4 separate regions of the Mus musculus genome follow, and all the other regions are linked to region 1. The links are chromatin loops, found by intact Hi-C in ENCODE. Cell type or tissue: left cerebral cortex. All regions are shown on one strand. Links, peaks and the distances in the headings refer to the core of each region. The heading gives the core; the rest is flanking DNA. Region 1 overlaps Kcnip4 (Kv channel interacting protein 4). Region 2 overlaps Kcnip4 (Kv channel interacting protein 4). Region 3 overlaps Kcnip4 (Kv channel interacting protein 4). Region 4 overlaps Kcnip4 (Kv channel interacting protein 4).

Region 1 (6,308 bases), core at 726-5,725:
GACATTTCTTTTAACGTAATTAGATTAAAATTTTTTTTATAAAACTAAAAACAATTATATTGGTTTTTTCCTCCTAATTTTCTTCCCTCCAGCCCTTCCCATGAATCCTTTTCCTTTACTCTTTATCAAACTCATGGCTTTGCTTTCTTTAATTGTTGTTACATTTTTCTGTCTTCTTTAAGGAGCATTTCTTTTTTAAAAAAAGTTTTTACTACATATTTCCTTTTTTACATTTTAAATGTTATCCCCATTCCTGGTTTCCCCTCCAAAAAGCCCCTATCCCATCCGCCCTCCCCCTGCTCATCAACTCACCCACTCCTGCTTCCTGTCCCTGGCAGTCCCCTATACTGGGGCATAGAAGCTTCACAGGACCAAGAGCTCAGGAGCATTTATTATGTTATTTTCTTTTGTAGTCTCCCTGAACTGAACTGAACAAATACTGAATTAATATGTCTGATGTAAATTCAGTTCATTTAGAATTTACTCATAGTCTCATAGTTGATAACTTGCCTCTATTACATCAAATCACCTTTTCAATTAGACTTTGAACTTACACATTTTGTTTATGACATGAAAAAAAAAACAGTGATGACATATATTTCAGGATATATAGTATTTTATTATTTGCTCTCATGACTAACTTGTAAAGTTTTTAACAAATGTATTTTGAAATAAAAGCAAGTGGTGACCAGATGGGCTAATAAAAATTCAGGACTACAAAGCCTCAAAGTATTGTATAGTTGGCGATTAGGCCAGCTGCCTGTCATGTACTGTGCTAAGCCATTGGCCTCTCTCCTTCCCTTGTCTACTTTGCTCCCAGTTCCATCTCCCTGCATTCTATCTGGTGATGTCTCCTATCCACAGCCTCAGAGAAATCCACACAATATCCCTAGGGAGTCTGGCTCTGACCCCTCTTTGGGACTCCTATCAGGAGGTCCGGTGCTCTTACTGGGGTCATGCAGCACTAATTGGTCTCTCCCTTGCAGTGACATCTCTTTGTTTCTTTGGTGACATGTCTTTGCTCACTGGGCTGCAGGGACATGGGCCTTCTCAGTCTTTCATGACGCAAATTTCTGGTAGAATTTTCACATGTCTTCCTTAGATCGTCTCAGATGTTGCTGCAGAGATCCCACGGCTGCTTCCAATCGCAGGAGCTCTGACCACTTGCTCTGCCTTTTCTCTTTATTGCAAATCTCATTGGCTGATAAGTCATCAAAAATACAGTTGTACTTTTGCCTCTTTCACCAGAATTTTGTCCACAAGAGGGCAGAGCTTTTTTTTAAAATTGTTGTTTTGTTTCTTATTCATTTTTAAATGATTATTATCATATTGTAATACCTAGAGTAGTATCTTGTATGTAATAGATGGAAAATGTTTTTTTTTAATTTACACGATTAAGCAGACTGATAAATAAAAACCATACTTCATGCATTCTGGTCTATAGGTTAATATAGCAAGGTAAAGAATGGTTACCTAAAGCCTATGGTTCACAGAGTTGTGATAACGATGTAAGTCCATTCATGATTCCTGCTAGATCTCCACTTTATGAAGATAAGAGAGCTTATTCTTTCCATTTGTTATTCAGGAAGTGAGACAATTCAGGTTTGGTTCACAACTTAGATGGTAAGAGGGTTTTCTGCAGAAATCGTTGTATTTAGCCTGTGTATCTTTGTTTGTTTGGCTTTTGTTTGGTTTTTCGAGACAGGGTTTCTCTGTGTAGCCCTGGCTGTCCCAGAACTCACTATGTAGACCAAGCTGGCCTCAACATCAGAAATCCACCTGCCTCTGCCTCCCAAGTGCTGGGATTAAAGACGTGCACCACCACTGCCCGGCTTCTGTGTATCTTTTAAAAAATTATGGGGATGTGAGAAATTATGACTTGTGATTTGAGAATTTTTGTTGTTGTTGCTGACCGCTTTGACAAATTTGCTTTAGACCAACAGCAATAGTAATAGAGGTAAGTTGAGTAATAGGAGGACAGAGGTTAGAACCTATGAATCGGAGGTCTAAAGACTTATGCCTGAGTCCCTGATGAGCCTCTTACAATTGAAGTGAAAATTTTGGTAAGTAATATGAACTCTTTGTGCCTTAGTTTTCCTTGTGCTATAACTGAAACTGCCTTAAGTATTTTTATGGAGGCATTGAGAATGGAGACTGGCAAGTCCTGCACTCTCTTATAGAGAGTGGATTGCCTTGGAATAAGCTATGCAGAACTCAGTGAGCACTGTAATAGTTTGATTTTTCTGTTGCTCTGACAAAACTGCTCAAATTGAAATCAACTTGGGGAGAAAAATTGTAATTTGGTTCTAGAGGAATAGAGTTCGTCGTAGTGGGAAAGGCATAGCAATGGGTTGGCATGCTAGCAGGGGCAGAAAACAGAGAGACCACAGCCCGGCCCAGGTGGTGGTATCCTTCCCCAAGCAAGGCTTCCTCTTCTGAAGCCTTCACAATGTTCCCAATCAGCATCTGGGGATCAAGTGCTATATAGGCCCTGTAGCATCATTTCTCATTCACACCACAATAACATGAAGTCCTTTGCTTCAAAAATAATAAAGATGATAAATCCAGTGTTTTGTTTACTGCCTGCTTATTATCTGACAGCTGTCTGAGTGCCAGATCATATGCCTCCTTTAGCCATTGTGGTGTGCATAATCTAGGGATCCTCAACACAGAGCTGGACTAGAGGAAAATTTTGATCCCTGTCAACTGCTGTGTTGACTCCTTATCGCCACAAGATGTCGCTGTTGCAGATGACATGTTTCTATTGCAATGGCTTGCTAACATTGCTGTTTTTCTATCCAGTTTCCTGCAGTCATACAGGGCCAGAGCTCTGATCCATCTGTCTGTCTGTCTGTCTGTCTGTGTTTCATCTGCAAGGTCACTTTCAGATGTCAGGCCCTTCCTAGGGAGCAAGTCCCCTCTGCAGACCGAGAGGCTCTGGCTCTAGCTTGTCCACCTTCTCCAAAAGGTCCAACTCTACAAAGAAAAACCAAAGAACTCAAGAAGGCAGGCACATTAGCATGTGCAGACACTGCTGCCTTCTCTCGGGGCACTGTCTCTAGTGAGAGAAGCAAGGGGTTTATAGAATAAACCTCCAAAGCAAACTTCTTCCCCTGCCTCTTGCATTGCCTTGCCACCATCCTGTCAATGATTGTTGAGGTTAGAGAAAGCCAGGTCTTTTCCAGTCCCAAGAAGCACAAGGGTCAGCAGACAAGCAAGGTGACAGTGTTGCAAGTTCTCTGAGACTTGCAAAAGTGCAAAAGGGAGAAGAGGCTCACAAACAGCCCAGGCCTTCCAGGCTGTGATCCACAAACTATTGCTAGTTCTAAGTAGCAAAGGTACCATTGGTGTGTGTGTGTGTGTGTGTGTGTGTGTGTGTGTGTGTGTGTGTGAGAGAGAGAGAGAGAGAGAGAGAGAGAGAGAGAGAGAGAGAGAGAGAAAGAGAGAGAGAGAGATCATATATATGTATGCATCATGTCCAGATAATCATCACAGCCTCTGGATACCAGTAGGACATAGTTTTTATAAATAATTCACTGAAAGCCGATGCCTTAGTGCCATGCTGTGTGGCCCAGGGCTCTGGTGTTTCTACTTTCTTTCTGTGAAATTCTAACTCATTTGGGAACTTACTGAACTGTTCTTATGCCTAAGTTGCATATTCTGCACGTCGACTGGCACTCTATCTTGCCAGCTTTAGATATTTGCTTTTTCTTTCTTGTCTCCTTATAGTCAGAACTTGTCTTCCTGGCTGGAATTATAGCTGTGTGCCTACACTTGCAAGTCTGCTTCCTCTCTGCACTGCGCACAGAGTAAATTGACTCAAACAGTTTATGTGCTATATCAAGCCATTAGAGAACGTGCTTGCATATTGTGCATATATACTTTCCATTTCTAAAGGGCTGCGGAGCTTGGGTGGCAGTTGAAGCAACCTCTTACTCCCTTTCCTCTGCCTGTCCTGCCTTTAACTACGGAATCACACTGTTCATTACTAAAATGCATAATCACATTTAGGGCAAATGATCTAATTGCATAAATTTTCTCCTGATCTGGAGTTCCTGGCACTCAAGACATTTCCTAGCAAGCCTATTATAACTCACAGGATGCTTCTAAATTCTGTGTATTGGCTCAGGGCTCTTTCTTCAAACCATGAAAAGGCAAACGTGGTGATCTTAGTTTTAGGTAAGTCAGCATTGTTTTTCTTCTGTTTGCCACCCCTGTAAGGAAGGAGCCTCCTTCCCAGACTGAGATGAGAAAGTCAGCACCAACTTACAGAAGGAGCAGCCTGCTTATGTCCTTTCATTATCAGAACATGGCAGTTTAGTTTGCACAACTCTGTTTTGCTGAGAAAATTTAGATTTAGAGGGCAGAACTGACTTGTCTAAGACTAATAAGGTCATGAGAACGCTCCATACCTGACCACTAGGCCACTACCACAATCAAGGACTACTCTTACTCCCATATGACACTAGAAATGGACAATTTGCTTTTTTAAAATTTTATTTTATTTAGAGGGACTGAGAGTTGATGCATACCTTTGAAGTTAACTGTCAATTTTCAGAAGCCTATGGAATAATGTTCAATGGTCCTACTTGAAAATTGTTGACTGGTTCTTTTTATTCAGTACAAAGTAAAAAGGAAATAATTATGCAAACTTCATTACGGGAAAAAGCAAAACGACCAGCAGTCCATTTTAGTCTCTGTGTCTAATGAGTGCCCGCTGGCATGTACTATTGTGTTAGAAGAATGCACAGCTATGGGCATTGTTTATTGTGTTGCATAGGCAACAAGCATAGTTTAAATGTGATAACAGAAATAGGCATATAATTTGGGCAATGTTCTTTTTATTTGTGTGACCTCAAAACCAATTCTGGAATTGTTATTCAGTGACCTGTACTGCTCATTGACAACACCGTCTGAGAATTTCAACAAGGAAATTAGATTGAGTGTACATCATTCCGTTTATTCTAGAAGCAATTGTTGAATGAGCACTGTCCTAATGGTGCACTTAGACACTATCCTATCAATTCTTGTCGGCCCATCTCATGGATCCTTCCCTTCCAATTTCATTTCTTCCACCTTTTCCCCAGTTCCATGGTATTCTCCTTTACTGCATCACTCTAATGTGGATAGAGACTATGAGCATTCATTCAAAAATAGAGAACTCATATTGGGAGTCTTTGGGTTCCTGGCAGTCACTAACAAGAATGAGTTGATGTATAAATACTGCTCACTAGAATCTAACTTTGTTTATGAAGTTTAGCTTTAATGCTCCAAAACAAACAAGTAAAGAAACAAACAAGCAAACAAATAACAAAAAGGTAATATCCTTACTGGCTTATAGCAGGACAATGCACACACTTTTATCTTCATGTTGAAATAATTAAAAGCAGAAATTTTTATTCAAGAATCACTGTTTTGCTGGAAGTTAGCTAGTTATACTGGGTTGATAAGTGTTTTAGGCACTAGAGGTGAGTAAGGCATAAAAAGCAACATGTAGAATGTGTAACTATAATGGGCCATGAACAACATAAATATAATAAGAAAGTAATTTGTTTAGTTACATAATTATTGCTTAATGCATAAATAACTAATAAACACAAAAATACTCCAAGAGAAACACATAATAAGAAATGAAAATAATTTATAATAATCCATTCTTCACCTTTCCCCAATAGGGTAGTCACAGGTCACATGTGGCTAATGAGCACTTGAAATGCAGCTGACTCTCATTGAGAAGTGCCATAAATAAAACATACCCTCTAGTTCTCCAAAAGCTAAGTGCTAACATGTGTACAACATCTTAGCATTTTTATGTTGATTATTTGTTAACATAACATTTTGGGCATATTGAATGGAATAAAACGTGTTACAAAATTTGGGGTTGTTTTCTTTGTCTAATCTGCACATTCAGCTTTGCAGGCAACATTTATCGAAGAGGTCAACCTTTCTCCACCATGGTGCCCTTGTCAAGGACTTGCTGTGTGTGTGGAGATGTATAGATTTATGGTTGAGAAATCCTTGCTTTTTGTGGTCTTTCTGTTATCTGTAGTTCAGACCATGCTGTCTTGATCAGCTCTGTCTTATGTCTTGAGAGCAGTTGTTATTATGCCTCCTGCTTTGTCATCCCTGCTCATAGTTCCTTAAGTTGGTCAGAGCCTTTCATGTTTATATATGAATTTTAGGTATCTATTAAATTTCCCTGGAAAGGCCATTGGGCTTTTGATTGTAGATCATTGTAGGGTATATTGAATTTATAAATATTCTCTAAAATATGGACATTAAAACAATATTATTTATTCCAAACAATG
Region 2 (6,308 bases), core at 479-5,478, 66 kb after region 1:
TTAGGTAACTCTTAATCCTTTTTCTTTTATGTCCTTAGTCAATGTACCAAACCCCATGAATTCTGTTTCCTTGTATATCCAGAAAGAGACCACCTTTATCCCTACTGCAGGTCATACATACCTCCATCATTTCTCTCCTGAACTACTTTCCCCCTTTTTTTAGATATTCCTTCTTCTCTTCTAGTTCCATTGAAGGTCATCTTTACCTAGCAGACAGAAGGCACAGCTTTCCTGTTCAGGGGTTGCTTAAAGCACTGTTGCCACTGTCTTCCTCTCATGAACACCTCCTAGGAGTCTCTCCTGAGTCAGTGTACTTCAGCAAACATGTGGGTCTTGCATTCATTTAAGTATGCTGATCATATTCCCACCTTAGCATCCTTGCGCCAAGTGTTCTTTATTTCTCAGATGCTCTCAGTAGTTCATGGTGGTTCCCTCCCCTGTTTTATGCACTAGCTTCTCCCTTTTTACTTATGCCTTTCCTATACGGTTACTCTAATGGAGCACTTACCCATATGCGATATATTCTTGTTTATTATTGGTTGGTATCTTCCTATAACTTCCTGGTTATGCTGAGGTATACATACCATAGGATCAAAGTTATTACCTTTTCACTACAGTGTACCCACTGTATGGAACTATGTCTGTTAAGCTGCTCAGAATAAACCCATTAGATAAATACTATAGATATATAGTATATATTATGTAGTAATATATTTATCTTTCCTGTGCCAAACATTGTCAGTTGATGCCATATATTTGTAAGAAAATGTTAAAATATAGTTTTATTTTAACTGAATTTTAAAAAAATATTCCTCAGAAGTATGCTTCTTCATTAACACACTTCAGTGGGTACATCACTAAGACTGTGGATATTGAAGGGGAAGTTGTAGAGTATATGAGTTTCCACTTAAATGATTTTAAGCCTGAGATTTCAAACATTTTTTTTTTGTTGTTGTTGTATAAGAACATCACTTCATGCATAGCATTATTGAAAAATACTAGTTCCAAATAGAACTGTTACATGTTTCAAAAATGGGGGCTGACAGACTTTTAAAATAAGGAATTTGAATTTCCTTTTTGTACTAAATATCACAGTGACAAAATTTATATTTATACAGAGTCAGTAAAAAGCAATAAAAAGCCCGGGAGTATTAATTAAGAATGTAAAGCAACCCGAGAAACTACCCAAAGCCCCAAAGACTTATGAAATAATGACACTTTCAAAGATGTAAGCATCTGGTTTTCAGGCATTTATTACAAACTGCCTGTGTAGCGCCACTCTCAGTACAAAAGTGCTTTGTGCACATCGCAAGCCCTGCAGATTGCTCTCCTAACTTAAATCAGTCTGTAGGGAAATAACAAGTTGTATTTGCCTTTTAAGAAGAAGAAGAAACTGAGGCAGTTCCTGCTTTTAGCATAATGCAGCAAGTTAGCTTTGGGACTCTTTTGCCTGGGTGCACAGTATAGAACTCCACAACTTTGGCTTCCAAGTTAGTGTTTTATGAAAGCAGATAATGACGTCTGGCTTCCAAATATCTGAGCCCAGAAACAGTAGCCAGTTTGGAGTATCAGCTTGCTTTCTACCAGGGAGCCAATGGGTTTGAATATATCGTTCTGTGGCACAGCAGTATTGCTTTATTCTTCTGGTAAATCCTCAACTCTGATGAGAGTCAGCTTCTGTCTCTGCTCTCTGAATATGATCATCACTGTGTATAGGAACAGTCTGAGTTCTGACTTCAGGCAGTCCCTTTCCAATCTCTCCTTGATTATCTAGACACATTTTGTACACCCTTGGACCCCGAGATTTCTCCCCAGCAGGCCTGATTGTTTAGCAGGATCTTTTATTGGTTTCCGAAGGGCTTTAGCCCCAGTGACCTGTCATCTGTCTGCTCACCTGCTTACATGCTGATTCATTGATGAGCTGGCATCGCAAGCCCCGCCTCCCTCGGCATGGTCCGTGAGGTTGCAATTGCTTCAGGAGAGAGGATGCCGAGATGCACCATAGCAGGGTTACTACAAGTGTGAAGCAGCAGCTTATCTGTTGCCACAGAAGAACTTGATGACCGTCCTGGGAGGCAGCGCTTTCTCAGTGCCCTGTTACTCTTGCATCTGCACTGGCTGCTGTACCTTCTGACTCAGGCACTCAGAGCTAATTCCCCACGAGTTGTAAGGCAGCCTGCTCCATAAACTGAGACAGAAGTTTCCCCCCAGAAGCTGCCTCTTTTTTTTGTTTCCTTTTTTTTTTTCCTCCTCTTTCTATTGGCAAAGACTTCTGACTCTCCTCAGAGGAATACCTTGTTGCTTAAGATGAGTGGCTGTAGGAAACGGTGTAAACGTGAAATATTGAAATTTGCCCAGTACCTTCTCAGGCTATTAACAGGTTCTCTTCATACAGGTAATGACTTTTTTTTTTTTTTAAATCAAGGCTGGCAGAGCATGGTAACGGAGTTGAATCAGAGTAGAAAACGCTCACTATTTCTTTGTTGTGATATTTTTTTCTAATGCTGCTAATAAAATGCAGTCTCGCTTGCTGACATTCCTTCTCCTAAAGACATGTGCTGGGTAGCTCTGATCTGGGGGGTAGAACTGGATTGTCTGAGTGTATCTTTTATGTCCTCCAGGCAGCGCCACTGTTTGCTGTGCCTGAATCTAAGGAACTGTGTCTGTGATTAAAAAGAAAGAAAGGAGGGAAATGGCACAATTGTGTGAAGGGGATTCCCCTAGCTTGCTGCAGTTTCTGGGAAAAGCATAAAAGCTGCCCACCCTGCGAGCAGTTAAAGATTCTCTCCAACTCTTTGATCTTTATAATCCATAGATTGTTCGCAGTATTTGATCTTGGTGCGCGGCAGTGAAGGAGTTAAGGACATTTCTTTGAGAATTCTGAGTTCCTTGGAAAAGATGTGAAAAAAAATGTGCAAACAGCTGAAGAGTAACGTGCTCTGAGCGTTGATATTTGTTTCATTGTGGTGAATTTCAGTGTTTAAACATTGACATAATTGAAATAGAAACTCTATTTTCAGTCTATGTGCTGTTCTCAAGAAAAGATTTTTAACATGTTACAAAATGCTGAGATTAGACCAATAGATTTGTTACCCATGAAATTCCTGAGTGCTGCCGTTAACTTAGACCCAGGCAGGACCAAAATTAGCCCCTCTGACGACAGATATTGTTAATGGACCATCAAACTTATGAGAAAACAAAGCTGTGTTAATATTATACTACACCTGGGTTCTAGCTGCAGGGAACTATTGGGAGTGTAGTGTTTTTCAAGTCTGAATAATAAGGAAAAAGAAACATAAACATAGACAGTGCAATACAAGCATTAGAGATGAACTTGCGGCATATATCTCGAGAAGACGTGGTATGTTTCTTAGCACACCTGGATATGTGGTGATATTGGCAATCTGAAAGGGGAGAAGTATCCTGAGAGGATAACTGGGAATCAGAGGGTACCACTCACTGTCCCTGGATAGTAATAGGAATCCTATTACTCCTGCTCATGTCCTTTTAATACTCACATGCTGATCCTGAGCAGTGTACAGTGTGGAGAATCTTAATTACTTAAGATATAATTATGGACACCCTGTGCCCAACTTTCCCAAGTTAGGTGTATTTCTAATACAATCTTCAGATCAACTTACTTTGATCAATATGCCTTTATTATTATTTGTTTATTTGCTCTTTACTTTCTGCTAAGGATGGTATGTCCTTTAAAATATTACATTTGTCACTAATGCTCAATACATAATACTTGATTTTGGTATGAAATTAGAGAAATCGTATATAAAAAAGTCTCCATGTGCTCCAATAGCTTTATCGAGTATTTTGAGCTTGGATAATGCCTGGTACCCTGTTTGTTTATTCTGTTTGCAAAACAGTTTTCTTGAACTTTTAAATTAAAAGGCCTTGTGGAGATGACAATAGTTTTGATGTTGTAAAGCACAAATGTTAATGCTGAGTATAGTCAGCACACAGGTTGTCTAGTGACAATGTGGGAAGCTAGGAGAGAAACAGGATTTTAAAGCTTATTCATTGCACATTTAGAAGTCAGTGTGGGTGGGAGCTGTTTCCTTGTGCTGAAGCGCAGGAGGCCGTGTGCCTTTGCGCTTTGAGAAGTAGGAGCTAAAGGTTATCATTAGGTATTAGGGGAGATTGGCGTCCTCAGCACCGTGGTTATGGCAAGTAGGTTCTTGTGAAATTTTCTTTTCTCTTCTGGCATGGTAATCACAAATTTGAAACTCAGCTGGATTCTTCATAACTGTTCAGAATTCTGCTTGCAAGTGCCAACATATGCATTTACTAGTGGCTGTGGTAATATACTTTGTTCATATTGTGGATTCTAATGTAAAATTCATTAGAACACTTTTGGGTCCCTGAGCTAGTAATTAATGCGGGAGCTGGAAGCAGGGTTGAATCAGTTTAAAATTTTTGCTTTAAGGTTATATATGCAAGAGGTTGCTAATTGGATCCTGAACTATCAGCATATGTCTTTGTAGTTATCAAAATTTTGAAATGGGATGAACATGGGTTGACTGACATTTTGTTCTGCTCATCAAAGCTCTTACCCTTAGTTCCTGAGGTGGCATTATCTGAGAAGTTGTAACATCCCTTTTACATTTAAACAGGTTAATTCTGAAACACTAAGTTTGTATTTTCTGGCTATTGCATCTCATTTTTTTATGAAATATACACAGAAAAATTATTACAAAGCTATATAAATGTGAATAATTTTTGACATACCTCATTAGTGATGTCATCAGCAAGAAGGAAACAATTTCCTTAGCTGCCAACTTTTCATATAAGCTTGCCAGTGCCTCTGAATATTTATGTAGGTATAAATAAATATGTACATCAGTAAATAAATAATTTTATAAAATAATTTTAAGGGAGTGATTAGAGATTCAACTGTAACTTTATTTTTCAGTCAAGATAACACATACACACTTTCCAAAAACTTCTTAAGTACATTCCTTTCCATATTAAATCACTTCTCAGAGAGTGGATTTTTAACTCAGGGGCTGCCACATGAGCAAAGTGAATCCCAGCCCTTGCTGAGTTGCAAAACAGAATCTTAATGCAAAATGAAGTACATGTAAAAGAATATTTATAAAAACACATATGTTGGTGTTACTTGAAATTGTAAAATCTTTAAGAAATTCTTTGTATTGATTCTAAATTGTAGAAATTGGAGAGCAAGTGATACAAGTTAATGGCTTCTGGTACAGAGTATCAAGACTGAATGCAGGGTCAGTTATCTTATTTCTTCTCCATTTGATTCTTTTTTTTTTTTTCCTGATATACTACATCGGATTTAATTATGGATGGGGATGGGGCTTCTGATAAACAGATATTCTAGTACATCAAAGTGAATGGAGATGGGTTATGGAGATGACTCTACAGGCATTTGATGCTCCTATCAATGGGTAATTTGTGTATCCACACTCTATTTTATGACTGTTTATGCCATTACAAAGATGGGTGATGGTGGCATAGTCATCAAGTTTTGAACTGCTTCTCCTTTCGTCTTGTAAAACAGTATTGGCACTTAAAATGATTTTTATTTGAACATTATTTGACATTTATTACCCCAAATTATCTATATCATGTTCTCTAAAAAGCAAGACCTGGGTACATTTTCTTATTAGGAACAATTTTCTTAGCATATGCTTGAAGTAGATATTGCCCTGAGCTCTGTTCAGGCTTCAGGTCTGCAAGCTCTCGTTGTGTTAAAGTTCAGTTCTTCACTTAAGGGAAGCAAAAATGACCTAAGTAGAAAATTCTGATAAGCTTGGAGTTGTTGTTTAACTAACATATTTAAGCCCTTCAGATTTAATGAAATTATACTATGAAAAGATAAAATAAGGATTCATCCTATTCCATACAACTTTAGTCTAGGGATGGGGAGTAAGAAAGGAAGGGAAGAAAAGGATAGATGGACAGATATAGAGAAAACATGCATTTGTCTACATAACTGGAATAAAAGAACTCTTAAATTTTTCACAATACCATTTGGTTCTTGTGGATCGAGCCCTCACAAGGTTAGTCATGTAAGGCGTTAAGTACTTTAATATTACATTTAAAAGCATGATTAGGAAACAAGAGCTATTAACAAAACATCAGAAATGACAAAATTACTTTCTGGCCATGTGCCCATCTTTTTCTATCCTCCTTCCTCCACCTATAGGGTGATTTTTTTTCCTGTCCCCAGCTTTCTGTATCCCCTCTCTCCCGCATCTGAAGACATCCTGAAATTAAATATTGACAAACTTCAGAACCCATCCTGCCAAAACCACTAGGACTTTCTATTT
Region 3 (6,308 bases), core at 532-5,531, 260 kb after region 1:
CTCTCTTTCCAGTGATGGCCAACTAGGTCATCTTTTGATGCATATGCAGCTAGAGACAAGAGCTCTGGGGTACTGGTTAGTTCATAATGTTGTTGCACCTCCAGGGTTGCAGATCTCTTTAGCTCCTTGGATACTTTCTCTAGCTCCTCCATTGGGAGCCCTGTGATCCATCCAATAGCTGACTGTGAGGATCCACTTATGTGTTTGCTAGGCCCCGGCCTAGTCTCACAAGAGACAGCTATATCAGGGTCCTTTCAGCAAACTCTTGCTAGTGTATGCAACCGCACATATTTTTATAGAGTACATTTAAAATTAAGCCTTTTTTTTTCTTGCCTAGAAAGTAAAAGAAAACAGTAAGCTAATTGGAGGGTTCATTATCCACTAAGGTCTTGTGAAGTACACATTTCTAGAGCCACACTCATTAACATCAATTCTGTGGTAAAAGAAAGGAAAATAGTTCAATATTGAATCTTTTCATGATATGAAACAGATTGTTGCCATTCTTAAATCCACTGTCAAGTGCAATGAAAGCAAACATAAGAAGGTGCATGGATTACAGTCTGAAAGCCTGGTTTGAGCTCAAAGATGAGAGGAAAATTGTTGAAATATATGACAGGTTTTAAAGTAGTAATAATCCTGTAAGATGACAGAGACACTGCATTGTCCCTGGACCTTGGTCCAATTCCATCATCTATTGAGTTTTAATAATAGTACCAGGCCATAGGAAATTCGAGAGATTAAATGAAGTGGTATGTATAACACTGTAACTGCGAAATGCTTTTAGCATGAAGTACCTGCTTCCTAATGTTAGTTATTGTTATCCCAAAAAAGAAGGAGATAAGGAAAGATGGTACAAGCTATCATATTGTGCTATCAAGACACCAAGAGTAATCATAGGTTATAATAAATGGTAGTGGAGAGTAAGGTAGTATTTCTAGCATAGTGTCTACACTGGTACACAGAGACTATTATCAAAACAAAAAGTGGTTGTGAAAGTTTTGGGAAGTATTAAGAGCTTCTCAAATGCTGTTTAATGTGTTTCCTCTCCTTTCTTATTGTCATAGAAGCTATTTTAAAGTTTTGTTTGTTTTACAGTATAACATGATTAGAATATACTCTTTAGGTATCGTAAGTTTTAGTGTATCATGGATATGGTGGAGAAGCAGACTCGTCCCGACAGGGAGAGATATGCAGGTTGATTGTGAACAAACCAAATGAAGATACGTCTTGAGGAATAAAAAGGAAATTTCCTATGGAGAATCCACTCACGTTTAAGGACCATACCAATTTATAGTGATGGAAATTAGCAACTTGATATGCTTTTTATGAGATATTGGAAGAGTATTTCTTAGTGATGGTAGATTCATATCAGTCTGCTCCTCTGTGCTGTTGATAATGGTCACCTCATTTTCTCGTAGCGTGGAGGCCAACAGTCACACCTATGCATCACTATGGTAGATGGAAGTAGATAAGCCTAGAGCCAATGATTGCAGAGAAAAGACCTCCCCCGTATCCCTTGTCAGACTCTAATAACTCCCCGAGGTAGGGCTGGGGCACATGGATTCAGCCACTAGAAAAAAATGTGAATATATAATGGGGGCATGTCAGTATTCTTCTGAAGTAAATCAGAGTTATGTGGCCAAGGAACATTATGGGGAAGGAACGACTGAGTACGTAGCCTACGTTCATTTTGTAGTAGAATGCTTTCCTTAACTTTGAACCCACAGGTACTTCCAATGAGCTTGAATCCCTAACCAGTGATGCTTATGTGCATGTGTGCTCACATGCATGTGTAGGACACTGAGGAGTTCAGAAAGGGCAGAATAGATGGAGAATGGCAGCAGTTTAGATGGACTAAAATCATAGACTCAGAAATTACTCCTCGCTAAGGGCTGCCTGGGGAGCCACCTCGGCTATAAGTGATGGGAAGTGCCTTTCAAGAACTGTGGATCTGTGAAAATACCCTGTGGTATGTCCCATTCTAAGCTCTGGGACACATGTCCCACTGTTCAGACTTTCTGTTAACTGTTAAGTGTTCGTGAGGACTAAAGACAGAAAAGAAATATATTGAATGAAATCATGTAGTTCTAAATCAAAATGGAAGGAAAATAGATGCCCTTAATATGTCCCCTATCTGGTAAATTACATACACTACAACAGGTGTTTTCTTTCAGAAATTCTAAAGCCTCATTAGTCTGGTATACAAAATGAGACTGATAAGTACAGAATATTTGATTGTGGATATGTGGAATTTTCTTGATAATTTCCTATTGTTGAGCATCTGCTTCTGTTTAAAAAAAAAAAAAAAAAAAAAAAAAAAAAAAAGCCTTGCTGAATCATAGGGATTCAGGACAGAAATAAATATGCACAAGTTTCCTGTTATGTATACTTCTACTTGTCAGACACTGATGCAAAGATGCTGTTTTGTTCATGCTAGCTGATCGTAATCATATCATCGTTGTGAAATTTCGCTTCAGCATAACTAAGACACATTGCCTGAAAGTCGACATTCACCTCCTTAGAGAAATACTATTTGCCTCCAGCGCCACCTAGTGGCGTATTGTTAAAATGCATGCTCTCCCTTGGGATGGTGTCTAAGCCTAGTATTTGTAATGCACCAATTTGAAGCCAACAGGTGTCCAAAAGATTACTGGGACTAACTGAAGCTTGCTGTCTGTGTAAGTGGGTACTTTAATCATTGCTGATTAAGTCATAGAATTTCAGGATAATATCAAAATATTTGGACATATAGACAAACATGTCCTTGAAATTTATTTCCTATTTTGTAGTAGAAGATTTATAGCTGTAGATGTAAACTTTCCTGTTTGGGCACTGGTGGGATTCACTGTCTAGTTTTGCTTAATTCACTTATATGTGAGAAACACAAGAGTAAGCTAGTGTAAACCATCAAGATTCATTGAAAATAGCATGTGTTATTAGGTTGTATTGACAAATGAATGCAGCATGTGTATATAGTTCCAATCATAGAGATGCATTACTGATTTAAATTTAATACATATTGAAGGGGTTATATTGATAACCCACTAGGTAAACAGGCAAATCTTTAATAACGCTGCATGGATTTGCCTACTTAATGTCCACAGAAACACTGAGGAGCAAAAGCTCTTGGCATTGTCTCTATACACACCACGTGCCCCAGGAGCTAAATTTTTATACAAGGTCTCATGTCTACAGGAAGGTAGAACTAGGATTTGAATTATTATAGTCTGGCTTTTTTCTACACTCTTGGCTGATTTTGTTATTGTTTTGTGCTTTGTGTTTTGAATATTTGTTTTGGAATCATGGAGTTTCTAGGACTCAGTTTAAAATTTTGCTATTTGCTAAAAACAAAACTCAGTGAACAGTGCAGATCTCGTTAGACTTAAGGAAAAAAAAACACATGTAGATCAAAACTTATAGGTCTGCAATTATTTACACAGCACAGCCTGCTGTTTAGAATTTGGTAATTGCATTATTATTAACATAATTTAAATGTGTAGAGAATGTTTATAGCAAGCATTGTTCTTTTAAATGTGTTCATTTAATTAAATATAATTACATCATTTACCCCCATCCTTCTTATCCCTCCACGCCCTCCCATGTCCTTCTCTTCTGCTCCCTCTCAAATTTATGGATTAATAATTTTTATTATTAAATATATATGCATGTGAGAATACAAGTATAGATGCAATCTGATGATTAACCTATTTAATATTGCTTGTATGTATATGATGCTGCGGCTGACCACGTAGCATTGGATAACTATTTAAGGAGATCATCCCTGGAGAATACTAATTCTCCGTCTCAGTAGTCTGTAATTGGCTGGAGCTCTTCATCTAGAGGTGGGTAGGTAGGATTTTCCACCATTTATGTTGACAGATAAACTGGCGTTTTCATTGTTCAGGTCTTGTTTAAAGTGCCACATTGCTGAAGTTTCACAAGTGCAGCTGCCTCATCATATTTATAAGATAACAATGTTTAGCAGAATTCTTGATCATTTGGTCCTTAGAATCTTTCCGCACTTTCTCCTGTGATATTCTCTGAGCCATAGAAGCAATGCATGTGATATATGAAATGGGGCTGGGCACATGTTGATTATTTGTTCTTTGCATTTTGATTCTGTAATGGTTTCCCCTGGTGGTATCAAAGAGAAGCTGCTTTGGTGAGGGATGAGAGCGACATATATCAATGCGCAGGAGGATAAGCATTTAGAATGTAAATAATTATAATATTTCAGAAAGTGTCAGTGGTAGGTTCTCTTCTAAGTCCATGTCCTCACTAGCAATGGGTATTTGGTAGTTTACTGTACCAAGCATGGTTTGTCTCTACCTGTGTCTTAGGTCCAATCAGAGAGCTGTCAGTGAACAGCAAGATACAAAGAATTACTGCACCCATAGAGATAGCCTACCATGCTGGTCATTTTGTGGTTCATAGGCACCATGTTTGCCAGGCCTATTGATTGCTTGCCTATATAGACTGCTTGCATATTGAATTCTGATAGTATGACAGGTAATCCTCGAGTAGGAGACTTTTAGGTAAGACCCAGCTTGAATCCTCTGAGTTCTGTGTTTAAAGTGTATGTGATGTTTAACAACAGAAACTCATCGTCATATTTGGGCTCATTCACTTATACATACACATACACACTTACATGTATTAAACAAAAGTTTAGATAAGTATAAAAGAATATAAGTCCTTATGGCTATTTTAAACATCCATAGTGCCTTTATTTTATCCTTCTCCCATCCCTCTCTTGTACTGTCCTTTCTCCTCTTTCTCTATTCAATCCTCCACCATTTTTTCCCATTTTTCCCTTCATGAGTCTCGTTAGCCACTGCTCATTTAACATCCATTACAATTGAGAAGTGCCATGGAGATACTAATGTGTGTGACACCCACCATTTTTTTTTCTTTTGGTATACATAGTTGGAGGGATAACATCCATCAGTCAATCAATCAATAAATGATGTAGATGTATAGAGAAGAAAGCCACTTATCTCTACATGTGGCGGTGAGATTTGAGGAGAATTTGGAGAGAAAATGGAATTTATTGCAGAGAAAAATGATAATCCACAGAGATATATAGAAGAGACAGTGGGCAACATTTTGTAATTAAAAACATGGTGACATGAAGAAACTAGTTCACCATTACTGGAGTTAAAGTTAGGAGAAGAAAGGGAAGATAGGGGTTTAATGAAACCATCATGAAGTTCTTTATAACTCAGACTGAACTTAATTTCTCAGCATCCTGCCCATTTCTCAATGTGTATGGGCCTTCCCCATCAACCTTGTTTAAGACAGGAATTCATTATTATTTGCAGCAGCATGTGCCAGACTATCTGGCCTAAGAGTTCTCAAGGTTCTTATGTCCCCCTCTCTCATATTGTCTTAGGAACACTGGAATTAGATGCTTCTGGTGGTACGATGTCTGGCTTTCCAAGGATTTTAGAGACCCAAATTAAATACCTATATTTTTGAGACAAATGCTTTACCTACTGGGACCACTCTCTATATAGATCCACATTTTAAACAAATACCTTAAAATATTTTGAGACGTTCAGAATCAGATTAAGGCTTAAAACTATGTATTTGAATTACCAGTAACTGTTACATAGTCTTTAACAATCAAAAGCTGTAGATTGAAGTCTGTTCTTGAGTCTTTACACCTCGTTGAACCAAGTTCTTCTAGAACATAATTAGTGATAACCATAGATAATAATATACCTAATACACGATAATCATAGATAAATTATTATTATAGATAATAAATTGATAATGTGATGGAAAGTAACTAAGGAACTAAACACTTCACTGTGATAAAATTCATGATGTTACTGAATAAGTTCCTAAAACCAAAATATAGGTCACTTAAACCCTAAACTAGGTCTTTTCCTATGCCTAGCACAATAGAAGGTGATAAGATTTACAAGTCAAGGAAATTCATGCTGTCTTCTTAGGAGCTACAGCCTCAGAAAGTATATTGGAAATATTGAAACCAAAAAGACCATATTGTTAAGCAACTTTTAGTTCTTATAGTTGCAGTTCTTATAGTTTACTTCTAAATATTTTTATTTTTTATCTTTTTTATTTAGATTTTTTTCTTTATTTACATTTCAAATGTTATCCCTTTCCTGGTTTCCCCTCTAAACCCCCGCCCCCATCCCATCTCCCCTCCACTTGCTCACCAACCTACCCACTCCCGCTTTCCTGTCCTGGCATTCCCCTATACTAGAGCAATGAGCTTTCACAGAACCAAGGGCCTCTCCTCTCATTGATGTCCAACAAGGCTGTCTTTTGCTACATATGCA
Region 4 (6,308 bases), core at 728-5,727, 58 kb after region 1:
GCTTCCCAAAGAGTGTGTTCTCTTGTGTAGTGTAATTTGAAAGCTGTGTGTGGCCATCATTGCTGGTTGCCATTGTATGGAGAAGGTAATTATTAGGTACTAGACTTGCCTGGAATATGGACTTCTGTACTGCTTTTGAATTTTTCTATTTTTAAAAAATTTCCTGGGAAATGGCCTGATGTATTAGAGAAGTTATAAAAGCTTCAACAAAAAATGGCAAAAAAGAAAATTCTTACTAAATGGAACTATAACATGGTGAAGATGCTGTCGCTGAGTATGTATATTTATTTGATTACTTAATGCCATTGTGTCTGATATTTCAAAATGTTTCTATAGAACCCTTTCTTTTATGTGTGTAAGTTTAGCATATATGACTTGTGCATGCAGATGTAAATGTTTGAGACGGGTAAGGCATTCATGTATCCTGCTTATTCATGTTCCAACTTATTCCTTTGGTATAGGATCTCTCACTGAGCCTGGAGTTATGCTGGAAGCCATCAAGCCTAAGAAATCCTCCATCTCTGAACCACACATCACTGTGTTTGTGTAGCTTTTCATACAGAAAATGAGATCCAAACACAGCCATAACTCTCACTTACCTGTCCAGTCTGAAGAATCAAGAGAGCTTCTATCTTTGTTCCATTTTTCTTATCTCTCTGAATGGTTAAATTAGTTCTTTGATTTCACAGCTACTATTTTAACCATTTCCTACTTTTGACTTTAATTTTGATCTCCCCTTTCCTTTGAAAAGAAAGTGACATCTGTTTGTTTGTATTTGTTTGTTTGTTTTGTCATATATAGTTTCAGAGAGTTCTATCTTAAGTGAAAAATAATGTGTGGCTATTTATAACTGAAATCATGTGACCATAGCCTTGCAGGGTACCTTGGTTCTCTTGAGAAACTCTATTGACATTCACTCTCAAAGCCTTCTCCTACAAGACTGACATTGGTCTGACCTTTAGCATTGACCTTTCTTTTGAAATTCTCCAGGATGCACCTTCATATCATGAGACACCTAACTCCCACTGTCTGTCTGGTAAATAGAAACTTAATAAATCTTGCAAATCAAGTCACCATTTATGTATGTCAGATAGGATTTAAGAAGAATGCAACCAATATATTGTTCTAAGTATGCTTCTATTCTTTACCTAGTCATAGATTGCTCAGAGTTGTACTTTCTCTGAGCTTGCTACCTCACATGAAAATGAAGCAGACACTTTCTTCTCTTCCATAACAGGGAAACAAAGACATTGTTGGGAGTTCAGTTTACTTTTAATTTTTGCTAGGCCAACAGTATTTCTGTCTATAACATAATAACAATAATGAAAACTAATCTTCAACATAAATTAGTAGAGTGAAGGGTTGTTGAATCCTAAACCTAATTGTTCTTCTGAAGTCACTAGGTATTCTAATCAAAAGGGAAAGACAGAGTCTCCAATTCCTGTAAGTGCATTCCATTTGAACAGAGAAAACAGCATTACTGGATGGACATAGCTGACGATTTCTCAAAGCCAAGTGAGCATCGAATTGTTTGAAAGCTGCCCATTGATTGCCTTTGGTGTTAACTGCTTCCTTGACTCTTTGAGCTGTGTTTTGAAGTAGAAGGCTGGTGATTCCTTCCCAGCATATACCTCAGACTTTCAGTCCTGGGGTTGACTTTAGGAGGACTAACTGATGGGTTAAAGGGACTTTTATTGAGTCTTGGTTTTGTGAACTTCAGTTTACAATGTGGCTTTTCATTGGCTTTTCATTCCCTGTGGGTGACTGCTATATGCCACTTTTATATTCACAATTGTATGTTTTATAAAAACTTAGGACATGAGAAATTACTGATCTTTCCTATGTTATGTCAAGAATTTCCAAGTACATATACATAAGAATTATGGGAACTTGGGTGTTTTTAGTGCTTCTGTGATATCAGAAAAAGGTTGAAAACTTTACAGAATTAAGAAACATTGTTCTAAGACTTCCAGTAATCTCATTGGTCAGGCTTGAGACCAAATAGGTTCTTAATCACATAATAAAATGGAACTGGGCTAAGGTACAGTTTGATGCATAATTCAAGTGATAAAGTGTAGCCCCAAATTCCTTCTTCTGTATTACCCAGCAAAAAAAAAAAATTCTCATGAGGAAAATAATTGATATATATTTCAACAGGACACATTTTAGGCTTGTTTCATGAAGTACTGTACTTAGGGAGACATTCGGACCCTCTTTCTTAACATCTAGAGGTGATCTCATGGAAAAGAACCCACCCCCCATTCCTCCAGCCTTCTGAAATGTCTCAGACTGACAATGAGATTCTTCTTCAGGCCCCCAATGTCACCCTTTGGGCTGGATGTGTCCCTTTAGCATCCTTTTCGGTTTTTGTAAGTACAATGTATGCAGCTTTTTTTTTTTTTCAAACTTGGCTCTCTCTGTCTGCAAAACATGTTTTGTCCTAGTTCGTATAGCAGTAGAACGAAGTCATTAGACTTGACTGTGAGGCAATGGAGTCCCATGAGGCTTTGTTCTAGATGTTCATTTTCAGCTGTCTGCCTTTCCAACACATGTACAATCCCATTAGTCCTTTGACTTTCCTGGGAACACTTGAGTGGTTTCCCTCTCCTGAACAGAATATAAAAATATGCTTTAACCTCATTTTGTAGAAAGGTTTTCCTTCTTTCTCCCTGTTTTAGTTAGGGTTTCCATTGCTACAAAGCTACACCACAACCAAGGCAATGCTTACAAAGGCAAACATTTAATTGGGGCTGGCTTACAAGTTCAGCGGTTCAGTCCATTATCATCAAGGCTGGAAACTTGGCAGCATCCAGGCAGGCATGGCACGGGAAAAGCTGAGAATTTGACATCTTGGTCCAAAAGCAACCAAGAAATCACTGGTTGGACTCCACCCCTACAGTGACTTCCTCCAACAGGCCACACCTCCTAATAGTATCACTTCCCATGGGCCAATCATATTCAAAATACCACTTTAGTTTTAGGCATTTTGTGGAGGTGGGCTGGAGGTTCCTTGTTTGTTTTGCTTGTGTCTTTGTAAGCTGAATTTTACCAGGTACTTCTGTGAATCTATTTATATGTGAATATTTGTCTATGTAATTTCGTTTTAATGCTAAGGTGTGACAGAGTCCTCATCTCTTCAAAGATTTAGTATTCTTTAGATGACATTAAATTATGGCAGAAATGTTCATATGTGCTTTAGGCCCTACCCAGAATAGCTTTTAGAACATTTTGACCTAGGCACACCAAAGAGACCCTTCCTGCTGGAAGGTGTGATTTTGACTTGCTTTGTACTCACAGAACTGTCACTGAAGTGGATATGAGCAGTCACAGTATGTTGGCTTGCTCTTTATTCACTGAAGTAGGTGACTAGTGATGTTTCCGGAATAATAATGGAGCTGGCACGGGACATTCTTCTCTAATGGACAGCAGCTCCTTTGCTATTCTATCAAGACCCACTTTCAGAGCCTGTGACTTTGCCGCCAGGCTGTGTTCTGTTTCTCTTTGCAGCTCCATGGTGTGCTATTTCTACATGGCACATGTTTATTTTTGTGACTTGTGACAATTTGAAAAGCATAACAATATCTACACCCACTGAGATACACAGATTGCTCCAAGATGAATTGAGAGGAGTTGATTTGCAAGGAACACTACACTGTGACAAGAATCTTCTTGGAATCTCCTGGGCTCTTCCTTTTTTTTTTTTTTTTTTTTGAAGAGAAGCCAACAGACATTGATTTCCATTCTAAAAATGAATAAGGGGCAAATCATGCATTTATGATTTGTTTATACTTGGATTTTGCCTTCTTTGACAGATAGACTAAGAAAAAAAATCCTTTAAATACAATTAAAAGAAAAATATCTTTATTAATACCCAGACTTTAAAAATCCCTCACCCCTAAGTTTACTAAGATCAGGAGTTACAACATAGGAGCTTTCAACTTCTACCATTCTTATCACATGGTGACCTGGTGGATGGGGTTTGATTCTAAGTTAAATGTCCTTTTAGCTCTAGTATGAGGAATGTTAGTAGTCTTACAATTTTATATTATTGTATTTAGTGGTTTTGTTTAATCCAAGTAGGCTGACTTTTTTTTTAATTTTCTAACTCCTGCTTTCATTTTCTAATTCTCTTTTATTTAAAATTTATCTTCCTAATTATTTTTTTCTGTTTTCCTGTGAATTGGATGATTTCTCTTACATACTTTCCCATTCTTTCTCCTATAGGCAATATATTATTGCTATGTCTAGAGGAAGTCCTGGTTATGCTGAAGATCTGTGCTGCAAAGTGAAAAGTCAGTTCCCACAGTCTATTCTGAGAGTTTTTGCACAGAATTATGCGAATGTTATTGACTGACTGTCCGGATAATATAAAATTGTTAATGCCCATAAAGGTCCTATATGTACATTCTAGATAGCCACCCCTTTAATATGTCATAACAGGAATGAAATTTCCAAACAAGAAATTCTAACTAAACTATAGTACAGGATTGGATGGTGACAAGGAAAATTCATCTGTGTGAAGTATTATGTATAAAAGGAGCAACACTGAGAGTGAGAGAAATAGTTTTCTCCACAGAAGAGCATACCAACTGGATATTCAATACCAGATGGTCAGTCCTGAAAACATCATACAGGCTGAGCAGGTTGTCCTTAGGAATACATATGTATGTCCCCATATGCATATAAAAACACTTGATGAAAAAGATAGTCCATGAATCTGAAAGAGAGCAAAGAGGGATATTTAGGAATTCTTGGGGGAAGAAATGGAAGAAGGAGTATATGTGTATGTATATATATGTTTTCTAGAGTGGTTTTATCATCTTACATCTCTGTTGTTATTGTATGAGCAATCAAATTTACCAGTACCCTGTCAACAATTCTTCTTGTCTCAACTTTGATCCTAGATATTTTAATAGAAATATTTTGATGTTCTTATTGCAATTTTCCTCTGGAGTATAATCATAACATGAAATATATTTTCATGTATTTATCACCTATATTTCCTTTTTGGTGAAAAACTTTTGCATAGTTTTTGCTCATATTTGAATTGGATTTTGTACTTTTATGTTACTGGGTTTTGAAGTTCTCAGTATATTGTAGATTCTATTTTTGTCAGGATGTATATAGTAAATATTTCATTATGCTCTGTAGCTTGCCTTTTAACTGTTTATGAAAATCTTTGATAATAGAAGTGTTAAACTTGATGTTATCCAGTTTTCAGTTTCTCCTTTTAGAAGTCACATATCTGTAGCCAAGTTTTAAGCTTCTTTGTGTAGTTACTGAAGAGTTTCTTCAAATTCTTTTTTGATTAAAATCTTGTTTACTTTATTGCTTTTAAAAATAAACCACTTTTTATATCTGCTATCCCACGCTGTCCTGCAACTCACTATTTTGTCCTGACTGACCTCAAATACAAAATCCTTCCATTTTACCTTCCAGTGTGAATGAATGAAAGGCACACACCATGATGGGTGTCTTTCTGAAACTTCTATAGCTTTACATTTTACATCAAAGTTTAGGATTAATTGTGATCTACACTTTAAAAAAAACTACATTTTACACTTTTTTTCTGAAGACACAGGAACTTTATCTATGTCCATTTTCCATATGGATGTGGACTGCTCCACTGCAACCTATCCCCACCCTAATGGATGGTTTTCATTCCTTGAATACCAACTGCAACTTTAAAAAAAAACTCTGTTGTTAATAATCAAATGGTTGTAATAGTTTTTTTTTATGTGTTGATATGCCTCTCCTCAAAGGTTTCACAAGTTGAGATATATATGTTTATTTAAAGAAATAGTCCATCCATTCAAAGATGTCCAATTTTATTTTACAGTAATTTATTTTACAGCAATATATTTTCAGTAATATTCTTTGATGTGCATGTGAGTACATGTGTGCGGGCATGTGTGCGTGTATGTGTGTTGTGTGTGCATGCGTGTTTTCCTTACTTCTAGATACATACGAATAAAAGTGGCACCAAGTGTGATTGTGTGAAGGTGGTATTTAGAAGACAATTAGGTTTAGAAGGTGAGAGTTCTATCAATAGTACTAGGATGCTTGGAAGAGGGCAATGTAGTCATTAAAGATATAGTCCTATTGATGATAATTAGTCTGCATATATAAACAAGGTAAGCTAGAAACTAGAACTTTCTCTCTACTCCACAAGTAGATACAAGGGTACATCTTCATTTCAGAAATCATGAAGAGACAGGCCTCACCATGATTTGAAGATGTGGGTGCTGATCCTCAGCCTTGTCATCTCTACAACAGTCAGAAATAAATGTGCTTTTTTTGTTTTTAAG

Evidence for each region. Hi-C counts contacts between places; a loop is a spot of excess contacts. Peaks named below come from ENCODE experiments on the same cell type or tissue, not always from the same donor. Only the 100,000 strongest peaks of a DNase experiment are listed, where the experiment ranks them.
Region 2: it touches region 1 in a loop (2.2-fold over the local background); 2 of 42 quality-filtered maps call a loop at or near these places.
Region 3: a loop joins it to region 1, with 10 times the contacts of the local background. A loop is called at or near these places in 31 of 42 quality-filtered maps.
Region 4: a loop joins it to region 1, with 2.2 times the contacts of the local background. A loop is called at or near these places in 2 of 42 quality-filtered maps.

What each region holds. Positions count from the first base shown.
Region 1 is chr5:49,347,200-49,353,507 of GRCm38, reverse strand. The region is part of intron 1 of Kcnip4 (Kv channel interacting protein 4); the gene reads left to right. Among named protein-coding and RNA genes, the nearest start is that of Kcnip4, 170 kb to the left of the region's middle. In left cerebral cortex, for the core only: CTCF peaks have their summits at 1,253 (motif pointing right) and 2,721 (motif pointing right); DNase peaks (open chromatin) are centred at 2,735 and 3,752; H3K27ac peaks cover 443 bases.
Region 2 is chr5:49,281,340-49,287,647 of GRCm38, reverse strand. All of the region lies in intron 1 of Kcnip4 (Kv channel interacting protein 4), which reads left to right. Among named protein-coding and RNA genes, the nearest start is that of Kcnip4, 240 kb to the left of the region's middle. In left cerebral cortex, for the core only: a CTCF peak has its summit at 2,592; DNase peaks (open chromatin) are centred at 1,339, 1,960 and 4,089; H3K4me3 peaks cover 1,005 bases.
Region 3 is chr5:49,086,571-49,092,878 of GRCm38, reverse strand. All of the region lies in intron 1 of Kcnip4 (Kv channel interacting protein 4), which reads left to right. Among named protein-coding and RNA genes, the nearest start is that of Kcnip4, 440 kb to the left of the region's middle. In left cerebral cortex, for the core only: a CTCF peak has its summit at 2,559 (motif pointing left); DNase peaks (open chromatin) are centred at 1,964 and 2,553.
Region 4 is chr5:49,289,149-49,295,456 of GRCm38, reverse strand. All of the region lies in intron 1 of Kcnip4 (Kv channel interacting protein 4), which reads left to right. Among named protein-coding and RNA genes, the nearest start is that of Kcnip4, 230 kb to the left of the region's middle. In left cerebral cortex, for the core only: no CTCF peak of the experiment used is centred there; DNase peaks (open chromatin) are centred at 2,806 and 3,458.